Regions from separate parts of the Homo sapiens genome. Here region 1 is linked to region 2. The links are chromatin contacts, found by POLR2A ChIA-PET in ENCODE. All regions are on one chromosome and are shown on one strand. The core of a region is the stretch at or near the end of the contact, and the rest is flanking DNA. Distances in the headings are between cores, read along the strand shown.

Evidence for each region. ChIA-PET counts read pairs that join two places held with the same protein, here RNA polymerase II (POLR2A).
Region 1: POLR2A ChIA-PET joins it to region 2 with 34 read pairs in activated T-cell. The contact joins two enhancer-like sites. POLR2A ChIA-PET finds 5 or more read pairs at or near these places in 3 of 52 experiments (WTC11, activated CD4-positive, alpha-beta T cell and activated T-cell).

Annotation. Positions count from the first base shown.
Region 1 is chr18:3,102,503-3,105,202 of GRCh38, reverse strand. MYOM1 (myomesin 1) reads left to right here. Exons shown (of 38, transcript NM_003803.4): 23 at 2,573-2,700. Among named protein-coding and RNA genes, the nearest start is that of LPIN2, 91 kb to the right of the region's middle. Within about 2 kb of position 1,427, at least 3 of the 41 ENCODE cell types and tissues checked have a DNase peak (open chromatin) inside an H3K27ac peak, as active enhancers do.
Region 2 is chr18:2,906,406-2,909,105 of GRCh38, reverse strand. It overlaps EMILIN2 (elastin microfibril interfacer 2), which reads right to left. Exons shown (of 8, transcript NM_032048.3): 5 at 2,021-2,323; 6 at 131-163. Among named protein-coding and RNA genes, the nearest start is that of LPIN2-AS2, 59 kb to the left of the region's middle. RefSeq lists an enhancer at 1,322-1,521 and a silencer at 1,962-2,700. Within about 2 kb of position 1,450, at least 29 of the 41 ENCODE cell types and tissues checked have a DNase peak (open chromatin) inside an H3K27ac peak, as active enhancers do.

The sequences.
Region 1 (2,700 bases), core at 178-2,677, 200 kb before region 2:
TTTTTCTCCCTCCTTTCTTGCTGTCATTTTCTTTATTCTCAATGCTCCTGCTCATAGTAGCTTCTTACCTCCCTGTCTTTTTTTAATCTACTGAGAGAAACCAACCAAGTAGGCTTGTTAGAATTGTCTCAAGCAAAGTATAAAAAGACTCCAAGGCTGGGCACAGTGGCTCATGTCTGTAATCCCAGCACTTTGGGCGGCCAAGGCGGGTGGATCACTTGAGCTCAGGAGTTTGAGACCAGCCTGGCCAACATGGCAAAAGCCTGTCCCTACAAAAAATGCAAAAAAATTGGCCGGATGTGGTGCCATGCACCTGTGATCCCAGCTACTTGGGAGGCAGAGGTGGGAGGATGACCTGGGAGGCCAAGGCCACAGCGAGGCAAGATCACACCACTGTACTCCAGCCTGGGTGACAGAGTGAGACCCTGTCTCAAAAAAAAAAAAAAAAAAAAAAAAAGATTCCAATTCCCTGGTGAGTGTGCAGCATACTAGTGTGTGGACTTTGTCACATCAGAACTGGTATTAGAGGCTTATTTTCCTTATTTCTTGGTTTTGGGCAGTTTTCCAAATGGGTGAGGTGTTACACTACAAAAGTTATCTACAGCATTTAGAGAATGGCGAGGCTGATTAAATTGTTCGTATTCTTTCTGTTTTGTGGCTATTTTGTTTTCAGAAAAGTCAAATCTTTCACAATCAAGATTCTTAAGCTAACCAATATTTTTGTTGTACACTTGTCATACCTCTAATGTAATAAACAACAAGCATATGGATGATTCACTTCCTTTTAAAAAGGGATCACAGATAGAACAATGAATGATTAATATAAGCAATCTGTCATGCTTCCAAAATAGAGATTATGCAAAAAGCAAGATTACCTCACTTCTTTTCTCTCTGTAACAATACAGATATACAAAAATTTCTGTTTACATTCTTTCTGTGACTCAGTCACACAAACTGTATATTATAATACAGTCTAAACCTCAACACTCTTCAGTGTTAGCCTTTTCTTAAGTTTTAATAAAAGCATTTGTTCAACATTTATTATACGAAAATAGAGTGTGAAGATTAGTCACGTGTTATCAGGAATAGAAATAAAATGTGGGCTGCAACTTACAATGGAATACATATAGCCCTTTAAAAGTAACATATGGTGGACAATTAAGGAATACTTAAGCCTTTAATTGATTGTTATTTCACTTTATGTAACCAAATATGAAAGTAGCCCTTTGTTTAAGAAAAAGGAATTTTAAAAAATTTTCTAGAACCAGTCTTCTCTAAGCTTTGCATGTGCTAACAATCACTTTTTGGAAGTTTATAGTTGAAGCATACACTGCCATCTGTACGGACACAAGTTAGATCAACTATCAGGCTCAGGAACCAAGATCATCCTGCCAGGCACAATTTGGGCACTGGTTTCCTCTTGGCCTTCCCTTGGGAAAACGTTTGCAATTTTTTTTCCACTAACAAGTTTTATTGGACAGTAGGCCAGGATGTTGGCCTCTTGTAATACAATCCAGACAGAAAATATTCAATTCTTTTGGAAGGTTTTTTTATGCTTTTTAAAAAAATACAGCTGTACTTTTCTGGGATTAAATGTAATATATTTTATATATATTTTTCCTAATGTACTGAAACAAACCAAGTTTAGACTGGCAATTGAATGAGTATAAATCTGAGTAGAGCATTTTACTCCTTTCAACTGGATTTAGGCATAGATGTGAATGTTTCATATGCTGTACAAATTCTCCTTGAATTCTCTATTAGGTGCAGGTGCAATTTATTATAACTCTCAAAAATAGAATAACTCAAAACACTAACTGAATTTTTTTTAATCCAAAAACCAATCTTCCTGAAAGAGCTGAATCTCTTGAAACTCATTTCCATTTAAATTTCCATGCAGTTCAATAATAGTCATTTCTCAGTTGCTATCACTCTAATCTAGAGGGGCATCTTTAAATTGATTTATGGTTCTGTGATCCACAGAGCAGGCATCCATATATTTCTCCACTCTTAAATGACTTAAAGACTTTGAATATGTGAATATAGGCTATTCTTAGTCTCTCTACTTTCTCCCATTCAATTTCCTTTTGGGTTCTTCATCTCTATCCTTCCCTGATGACTGATTGCATGCGGACTTTCTCCCATTCAATTTCCTTTTGGGTTCTTCATCTCTATCCTTCCCTGATGACTGATTGCATGTGGATATTGTTGAAACAAAAGTCATGAATGAGGGTCTGATAAAGATCAATTGACTTTCCCTTTTCCCAAAGCTGCCTTGTTTCCTCATTGCAATCAATCCACTCCCATAACTGTACCATCAGTCACATCACAAACAATACTGTCCATGGTGTTGACTCTACCTAAGAAATGTGGTGCAACCATCTAATTTCATGTTATGGCATAAAAGTTGAATTGTGGAGTAGGACTGTCCACCTGCATGAGTAGTGAAGCTTTTCCCTGACCTAGGATCAGGGCCCTACTTTAGGGTTAAAGTAAAGAATCTCAAGGTAACAAATTCTTACTTGGTTGCTTTCCTCCACGAAGTATCAGTGCCTTCTTTTTGATCTTGTAGGAACCAAAGAGGTTGTTGTAAATGTGGATGATGATGGAGTCATTTCATTGAACTTCGAGTGTGATAAGATGACTCCAAAGTCCGAGTTCTCCTGGTCCAAAGATTATGTATCCACTGAGGACTCTCCA
Region 2 (2,700 bases), core at 201-2,700:
GGTGGGGAAGGGCTGGGCCCAGGCTTGATTTGTGCTAATAGCCTGGAGGGAGGAGGCAGGAGATGCAGAGGAGGGGCAGAGGCCACCAAGGAGACCGCTCCTCCTGCTCCTGGTCTCTCAGCAGACATACCTGGGGAAGCTACAGGAGGTGACTTCGGGTATCCTGAAAAACAGAAAGGAAATGGCATGTCAAACAAGACCCTAAGCACCAGCTCCTTGTTCTGAGCCCCCTTTTTCCTCTGCTCCTCACAAGTTCAAATCGAGTCTTCACTACTATAGAAACAGACATAGAACAAGGGCACCCACTGTCACTGCCCTCCTTCAAGCAGAGGCACATTTGTACCAGCCCGTCCCTGCTTCCTCACTAGCCCATTTATCCCTGGCGGGGAAGAGGGCACTGAGGGCAAGCTGGCTGCAGGAAAGAAAGAGATGGGCACTGGAGCCTTGGAGACTTCTCTGTGACTGAGAGAGTCACACAAGCCAACTAACATTTGCCCTCTAGCAGTGTTATCTGTTCAAGAGCTCTACCTTCAACTAGACTGAATGCAGTACTTATTAAATGGAGGCATGGATGGGTGGGTGCAGAAGTGGAGGGACAAATAGATGGATGAGTGGATGCACACAGGGAAGAGTGCACGGCTTGATGTGTGGAAGGATGTGCACATGCATAGGTGGGTGGACAGATATGTGCATGGATACATGGGTGGGTGGGTCCCTGGGGTGCCCCAGCCTCTGCATATGAGGATGCATATGTGGGTGGATGGATGTATCGATGGGTGGATACACGGATACATGTGTGGGTGGGTGGCTGGATGGAAGGGTGGATGGAAGGGATACACGGATAGATGCATGGGTGAGTGCTGCATGCACGGAAGGGTGCGTGGATGGACAAATGAGGGAACAAATAGCCCAAGAGAGCCTAAGCATCCATGATACATGGAACTAACAGAAGATAAGTGTTATCTTAGAAAATGCAGGACATCTGCTTAAGAGCTGTGATCACCGCAGCTCAGGTGTCTAAGAAGGAATAGAAAAAAGAAAGCTGGTGAGAGAAAATGTCTCCTTGTCTTCTCAGCAGTGACCCAGCCTTCCAGACAGCCGTGGGCATCAGGGGCCATGGGGGCACCAGGCTATCACCGATGGGGAACAACCCCAGCCCTGCCAGTGTCTGCATGTCCCTGATGGTCAGCCTGGTCTGACTCAGAGGGGACTGACTGGTTTGCATTGTTCTATGCATGTATCTATGGCAGATGACATGACCTGCCCCATTCAGGGTCATCTGTTTATCTGTTATAGCCACAAATCTCAGTTTCCTCATCTGTAAAACAACACTGGCTTCACAGTGCCATTGGGAGGGCTGCAGGAGATCCAGATAGGGTTCAGTCCCTGGCACGTGGTGGGTATCCCACAAATGCTCACTTCCTTCTCCTGTCTCTACTCTGACACCACCCCCACTGTCACCACGACAGTAATGGTGCAGACATTCACAACTCATGGGGAGCACTTCCCAGTGGGGCACTGAACTGGGCTTTTCTCCATCCTCACAGTAAGCCTCTGAGGTCCTGCACTCTCCTCATTTTGTGGTTGAAGGAACTGCAGCTCAGAGAGCTCAGGAAGCTGCCCCAAGTCCCGAAGCCCGTGGTAGACAGCCCTCCTGCCTAGCCACGCTGCTGTGCCACCTGCTTTGCTGCTACCCAAGCTCCCAATACCCTTCTGGCTTCCAAGATCCTTCCTGCTGGGAATCAATGAGCTGCCCGTGTGGCACTCGTACTCCAACCGGCGGGGCCACTCAGTATGTCTAAGTACAGACGACTGCACTGTCCCTGAGGTGCCCCGGCCTCCGTGTGCTGGACTAGCATGAGCGGTCCCTCGGGCCTCGGCATCCTTCCAAAGCTGCATTTCGGAACTTGCCCCCCCGAAGGCTGGACCCCGAACCGCCACGCCCCTCAGCAGACCCCGAGGCTCAGGCGGAAGTTCCGGGAGAGCCCCGCGCTCCTCCCCGCGCAGCCCCGGGCCTCACCTGGTGCGCCCGCGAAGCCTTCTGCGCCGGGGACGGTGCCGCTCCCGGTCTGGCCGTCCACGCCCCGCGGCAGACCCCGCCCAGACACGCCTGCGCCTGCGGGGGGCCCGGCCTGGCCCGTCTCCGCGATGACCCCGGTGGAGCCTGGCGGCTGGGGCGGCCTCTCCTCGGGGGGCCGCTGGGGCAGGACGGGCCGTCGCCCAGGGTCCTCTGCGGTTGCGGGGCCGCTGGGCCTCGGCGGGGCGGGCTCGGGCTGCAGCGGCTCCTTCGGGGCCTCTGCGGGCGGCGGGGGCGAGGGCGCCTCTGCCGGGCGTCGGGGAGAAAGAAACACACGGGATTAGGAAACCTCAGCCCTGACTGCCCCGTCAGGGTCCCCTCCATGAGTCCCGGCGAGCGGGGTCCCCGTGAGGACTCTGCGGCCACCCCTGCGACGTCAGGCCAGCGGGACACACGGGCGTCCGCCCGCATCTTCCGAGGACGCCGCGGGCCACCCGGACGCCGCCGGGGACCCCTGCCCGGGGCCGGGGCGTTTCCAGCCTCTCCGGCGCAGACGGCTGCACTTTCCAAACCGGCCTCACTCTTGGCTCCGGCATCAACAATTCCCGATTTCACAGCACGCGGAAACCGCGGGTGCGTCGCAAGTGACTGAAAGGGACCTGAGGCCACCGACCCCCGCACCG